2 separate regions of the Homo sapiens genome follow, and region 2 is linked to region 1. The links are chromatin loops, found by intact Hi-C in ENCODE. Cell type or tissue: heart right ventricle. All regions are shown on one strand. Each heading gives the region's core, and the rest is flanking DNA. Links, peaks and the distances in the headings are about the cores only.

The links. Peaks named below come from ENCODE experiments on the same cell type or tissue, not always from the same donor. Only the 100,000 strongest peaks of a DNase experiment are listed, where the experiment ranks them.
Region 2: a loop joins it to region 1, with 2.4 times the contacts of the local background. A loop is called at or near these places in 3 of 110 quality-filtered maps.

The regions. Positions count from the first base shown.
Region 1 is chr22:34,243,401-34,246,325 of GRCh38, forward strand. No RefSeq gene overlaps it. Among named protein-coding and RNA genes, the nearest start is that of LL22NC03-13G6.2, 34 kb to the left of the region's middle. In heart right ventricle, for the core only: no CTCF peak of the experiment used is centred there; no DNase peak of the experiment used is centred there.
Region 2 is chr22:34,306,447-34,309,371 of GRCh38, forward strand. No RefSeq gene overlaps it. Among named protein-coding and RNA genes, the nearest start is that of LL22NC03-13G6.2, 97 kb to the left of the region's middle. In heart right ventricle, for the core only: no CTCF peak of the experiment used is centred there; a DNase peak (open chromatin) is centred at 1,821.

The DNA.
Region 1 (2,925 bases), core at 199-2,698:
CTCCCTAATACAACTCTAAATATCTGTGATCTATTAACCACCTTATCAGAAAGGTAACATAAAGCCATTGGAATCAAGTATCCATTTTCTAATATGAAAATTTTAAGACTTGTTACATGTTCCATTCATACGATATTTTTAATTTTTTTTTATTTTTGAGAAGGAGTCTCGCTCTGTCACTCAGATTGGAGTACAGTGGCACAATCTTGGCTCACTGCAACCTCCACCTTCCAGGTTCAAGCAATTCTCCCATCTGAGCCTCCTGAGTAGCTGGGATTACAGGTGTGTGCCACCACAGCTGGCTAATTTTTGTATTTTTAGTAGAAACGGGTTTCCACTTTGTTGGCCAGTCTGGTCTCGAACTCCTGACCTCAGGTGATCCTCCTGCCTTGGCCTCCCAACATGCTGGGATTACAGGCATGAGCCACTGTGCCCAGCCATTCATACTATATTTTTATCATGCCTTTCCTCCATAAAAATAAAAGTTTGCTCCTTTATTTACTCTGTGGAAATCTCTGTTCTCTAAGTAGACTGTGAACTCCTTTAAGAGGAAATGTCCTGTAGTGGTTAATAACTCAGACGTTGGAGACTATCTGGGTTCAACTATCATTGCTACAACCACAAGTTCTGTGACTCTGAGAAAGGGGCACGAGTATTTTAAAGACCTTGATATGGACAATACTGTGATGTTATCCTCCAAGATAGTTTTACTAATTAATCTTCTGCCAGCTGTAAATGGGAACACTTATTTTTCTGCACTCTCATTAACAATGAATATTTGATATTTAAGTATATGATTGACAGTTTGCTGTATTAGCATAATTTTAATTTTTGTCTTTTCAAATTATCTTTACTAATTGTTAATGAAGCAAAACATTTTCTTTGCAGTTGTTGGGCAAATGTAATGATCCTGAGTGTTGATGATCTTATTTTCCTTTAATTTTCTAAACGGCTTTTGAACTTTTGGCAGGGATCTGTGTGTAGTGACACCTTTGTCAGTAGATGACAATGTAAAAATAAAAGGCAAAGTCTGGCGATAAGTCTCTTTAGGATGAACTCATATGAACTTCATGATGAAGTTCTGTCACTAGTTGGGAAATTGTACTTAGTAGACTGATGTGTTAAATGAGTCAGTTGCGGTTTGGCATTTTCTGGACCAGTGCAACTCAAGGTGTGGTCTATGGATCAGGACCAGCTGAGAGCTTGTTAGAAATGCAAATTCAACTGAGAAAGAATATCTAAGTGGGTGGAGTCCAGGACTGGGTCTGGGTTTCAGCAAACTTTTGCTGCATGGTATTATCAAATACTACTTAGCAAAAAAAAGAACAAACTCCTGGCATATGCTGTGTCATGAATGAACTTCAAAAACATTACTAAGTGAAATGAAAACATCACTAAGTGAAAGAAGCCAGGCATGAGACCACATGTTATATGATTCCATTTGTATGCAATGTCCAGAAAAGGCAAATTTATAAAGACAGAACATAGATTAGTGGTTTCCCGGGGCTAGAGGCGGGAATGAGAATTCACTGTAAATGGGCAGGAGGGATCTTACTGGGGGGATGAAAATATTCTGAAACTGATTTATAGGGCGAGTGCAAAGGCTTGGGCCTGTAATCCCAGCCCTTTGAGAGGCTGAGGTGGGAGGAGCATTTGAGCCCAGGAGTTCGAGACCAACCTGGGCAACATAGTGAGAGGCTGTTGCTACAAAATATAAAAATAAAATGATTTATGGTGCCACTCAGTACATTTACTAAAAGTCATTGAATTTTAAGTACACACTTGAAATTGGTGAATTCTGTGATATGTATACTCTATCTCATTAAAAAAAAATGAGCTCTCCAAGTGATTCTGATTCTTATGCTCATTGACCTTGACACAGCACTTCCCAAACCTGACTGAAGATAAGCACCACCTGGAGTGCTTGGTTAAAAAAACAATCCATGAATCCTGGACCCCAGTCGAAAACTACCCTATTGTAATGTCCATTGGATGGCCATAGCAATTCTTGTTATTCGTAGGGTATTATTTGGAAATCAGTGAAGAAAACTTAAAGCAGTTGTTTTCTCCTTTGCCATACAGTGTGACCCTAGGAAGCTTTAAATGTTTAACAATAAGATATTCTATATTACAAAATAGCTAGAAGAGAGGCTTTTGAATGTTCTCACCACAAAGAAATAATAAATGCACTGGGCGATGGATACACCAACTACCTTGACTAGATCATTATCCAAAATAGATAAGTCTCAAAACATCAAATTGTACTGCAATAATATGTACAATTATATCAATGAAACAATTAATTTTAAAATTTAAAAAGTACAGATGTCCACAGAAGTTTTCATTTAATTGTTTGGGGCATGGGGAGTTTTCAACAGTGCCCAGAAAATTCTAACATGCAGCCAAGGTAAGGACTGTGGCCAATGGTCATTACTGCCTAATGTTTTCAGCTCTTGTGTCTGCCAACCCTCAGGGCATGCAGCAAATCCTTATGGCCTAGAACGGAATTTGTTAGAATTTCAGCCATTACATCCATGTAAGGAAAAGAAGTCAAAAACTGGATGTAATCTTTTATTTTCAAGGCAAGTTCCTAGAAATCTCTCTACTCTATATTCTCCATCACATCTTTGGGCAGAACTTAGTCACATGGCCATTTCTTTCTGCAAGGGAGGCTAGGAAATGTAATCATTTAGTTGGGTAGCTTCAAGCCCAGCTAAAAATTTAGTGTTCTGTTACTAAGGGAGAAGACAAGGATGGATATTTAAAGACAAGTAGAAGACTTGGTGACACTGATACATTACCAGTTATTTATTTTTATCTTTTCAGATGAGAAAACCAAGGTTAGGGGTTGCTAGATAAAACAGAAGCTGCCCAGTTAAATTTAAATTGCAGAGGAACAATTTTTTTTAGTATAATTACATTCCA
Region 2 (2,925 bases), core at 301-2,800, 63 kb after region 1:
TCTTACTTTCTTTTCTTGCCCATTTCATTTTTCAAGAGATCTCATTCTGAGATGTAGTGTTATGATCTTAAAGAGAGGGAGCCCTGCTGACTAAGAAGTGGTAGCCTTTGAGTCAGGGTGTCACATTTCTGGAGCCACACCGAAACTCTTACCCTGGCTCAGTTCCTACCATGGAGTCCTCAGGATTCCAACCCTCCCAGATCCCTCTATCCTTCTCTTCAGGAGTCCATGGAGTGGCTCACAGGGACTTACCAATGGCTGGGCCCATCATTCCCTCCCATTTCCTGGCACCTACTATTCCTCCGTACTTGATACAAGACACCAGGTGGCTTCTGTAGTTGAAGGGTCACCCTCTCTCTACCTCCCTGCCTCTTGGTTGCTGAAGTGAGATAATGCTCAGCCTCCTTAACATCCATCTTCTGCTCCAAGTATTCACTTGGAGGATGAACCTGGGGATTCACCTTCCATTATACCTGCATTGCCTTCTCTCACTAGGTTATGAAGATTTGGTACCTACCAAAAGACTCAGCAATGTGGCTATTGCATATGACCATCTTCTTGGATTATTGACCTGCTACCTATCACACCATCCTGTTCTCTGGGACTTTGGCTCCAAGCCATTAGTTGTATACATACCAGGCTCAATTCTGGATTTTCCTTGACCCTCATTCATTTTGACCCTCTTGCAACAACCTTCTATGAGATAAATCTCTTTCAAATTTCTCTTCCTATCAGAGATACCAACTGAGAGTTTATATAGTGTCTATGGTGTGAGGTACGTAGGTGCAATTTCCATGAAACCAGGGACCATGTGTATTTGTTCACTGCCATATCCTGGTCCTTAGCAGAGTGTCTGGTACCTGATATGATCTCTGCAAATATATACTGAGTAAACTAAGTATTTTCCAAGATGTTCTCTATTTCAATTATCCAGTGGACTCATTCTTATCTTACAATATTTGAGCTAAGCCTCATCTCTTCCTGGAAGCCTGCCCTCTCCCAAGTCTGATTAAGATGCTCCTCCTCTGAGCTTTCACAGTAAACTCGAGGTAACATGTGCTTGCCTCTGGCATGACACTTTACTCAAAGTACATAGTAATTTATTTACATGTCTGTCTTGTGTGAGCACCTTCAAAGCAGAAACAGTCTTTCATTTGTCATGTTTGATAAATGAAAAATAGTGAATTAATGAGTGGCCTTGGTCCCTCATCACACCACATGTTTAATCTTTTTTTTTTTTTTTTTTTTTCTCAGAGTCTGGAACATTTCAATAGACAATGGGTCCATAGTTTAGGCTGGCATTCTAAGACTCCAAATCATAATATACATAATTTCCATTATTTTAGCTGGGACCTTAACTTGCTTTGAAATCAGATAGGGCCAGGGGGAGAGGGCCCAGAGTACCTGTAGATGGAACCTCTTGACTTTCACCCGGCAGAGCAGCCTGGTCAGTCCTAATGAGTGTACAGCTGCCAGTGAGGAGATTCAGTGACTTGGCATGCAAGAGATTTTGCTCCTAGACTTGCATCTGGGCCTTTGAATAGTTGATGTGACCAAGACGTTTCTTTGTATCTTAGTTCCTAGCTGTGACACAGTATTTTGTCTGTGGAAAGGGTACCCATTTTTTTCTGCACAAAATTCATTAAAAAATGGAATCCTGATATAAAACTTATTCTTGTGAAGCGGGTCCTCGCTACCTTATTTCTGGGCACCCAGCTGCTGACCGTAACTATGGCCTGGATTTTTGCATGGCCCTCCATGCCTGCTGCCCCATTGGGATTAATGACCTGTCAGAAACTTGGCCCAAGCTCACCTCTGGAACCAGTCCTTTTCAGCTGGACCTGAGCCTGGTAGATCTAGTCCTCTTCTGTTCTGTCATTTATCAGCTTGCTAGAGAGAAGGAGAAATAAATTTTGCATTTGATGAAAGAAGAGGAAATATCTGCTTGTTCTCAATGATCTTGATGTCAGCATAGCTAGGTCAGGACATTCTGAAAGGGGGAGCACCCAGCCTTGTCATTTCCCTCATCAGTGGGACAAGATGAACAATACTTTGTGTTTCTAAGGAGCGCTGTTTTTTCCTCAACATTCTCTTGGCTTTTTTCCCCTCATTTTCATACTCAGAACTGCCTTGAAGAAAAGGAATGGACAAGTGGCTTTATTGTAAAAATGTGATGCAGTGATCACGTTGTACTGTTTTTCCTACTTTTTTCCTCTGATAATGTGTGCTATTCTCCTGACACACGCCATTCTCTCCTTCCTTCTCCTCACTGTGTTCTGTTTTTCTAATCCGTTTTATGCCACTCCACTCCACTCCACCCCACTCTACCCCACTCCACCCCACTCCACTCCACTCCACCCCATCCCACTCCACCCCACTCCATCTCACTCCACCCCATCCCATCCCACTCCACCCCATCCCATCCCACTCCACCCCATCCCATCCCATCCCATCCCGTTCTGTATTAAGGCTTCTTATTGAAGGTACAGCAGTGTATTAAAGAGCCATGTGCTCTGGCACCAGGCTTGGGTTCAAACCCTAGCTCTGTGTCTCATAGACTATGTGATGTGCCCTCCCTTGCCTTTGTTTCTTTATTGTAAGTTGTGGAGAATAATGTGTAATTCATAGGGAGGTGGTAGGAACTCGATGGGACTCAAGGTGAGGGTTGTATAAACCACAAATCCATATCACATTATGAATATTATAATTAATATGGAAAGCACTGTGTTAGTAGCTTCTGGGGCATTCAACACTGGCTTAAAGGCTCTCTCTTTTTTAAACTCTTGAAATTTTTAAAGAAGTAGATATTGGTACCCTTGTTAAAAGTATATGGCAAAATGTGTTGAGTCTTACAAGTTACATAAAATAGAGTGAAGGGAAATATTACAAATGTATCTAACCTGGAGAGTGTATACATGTGCGTGT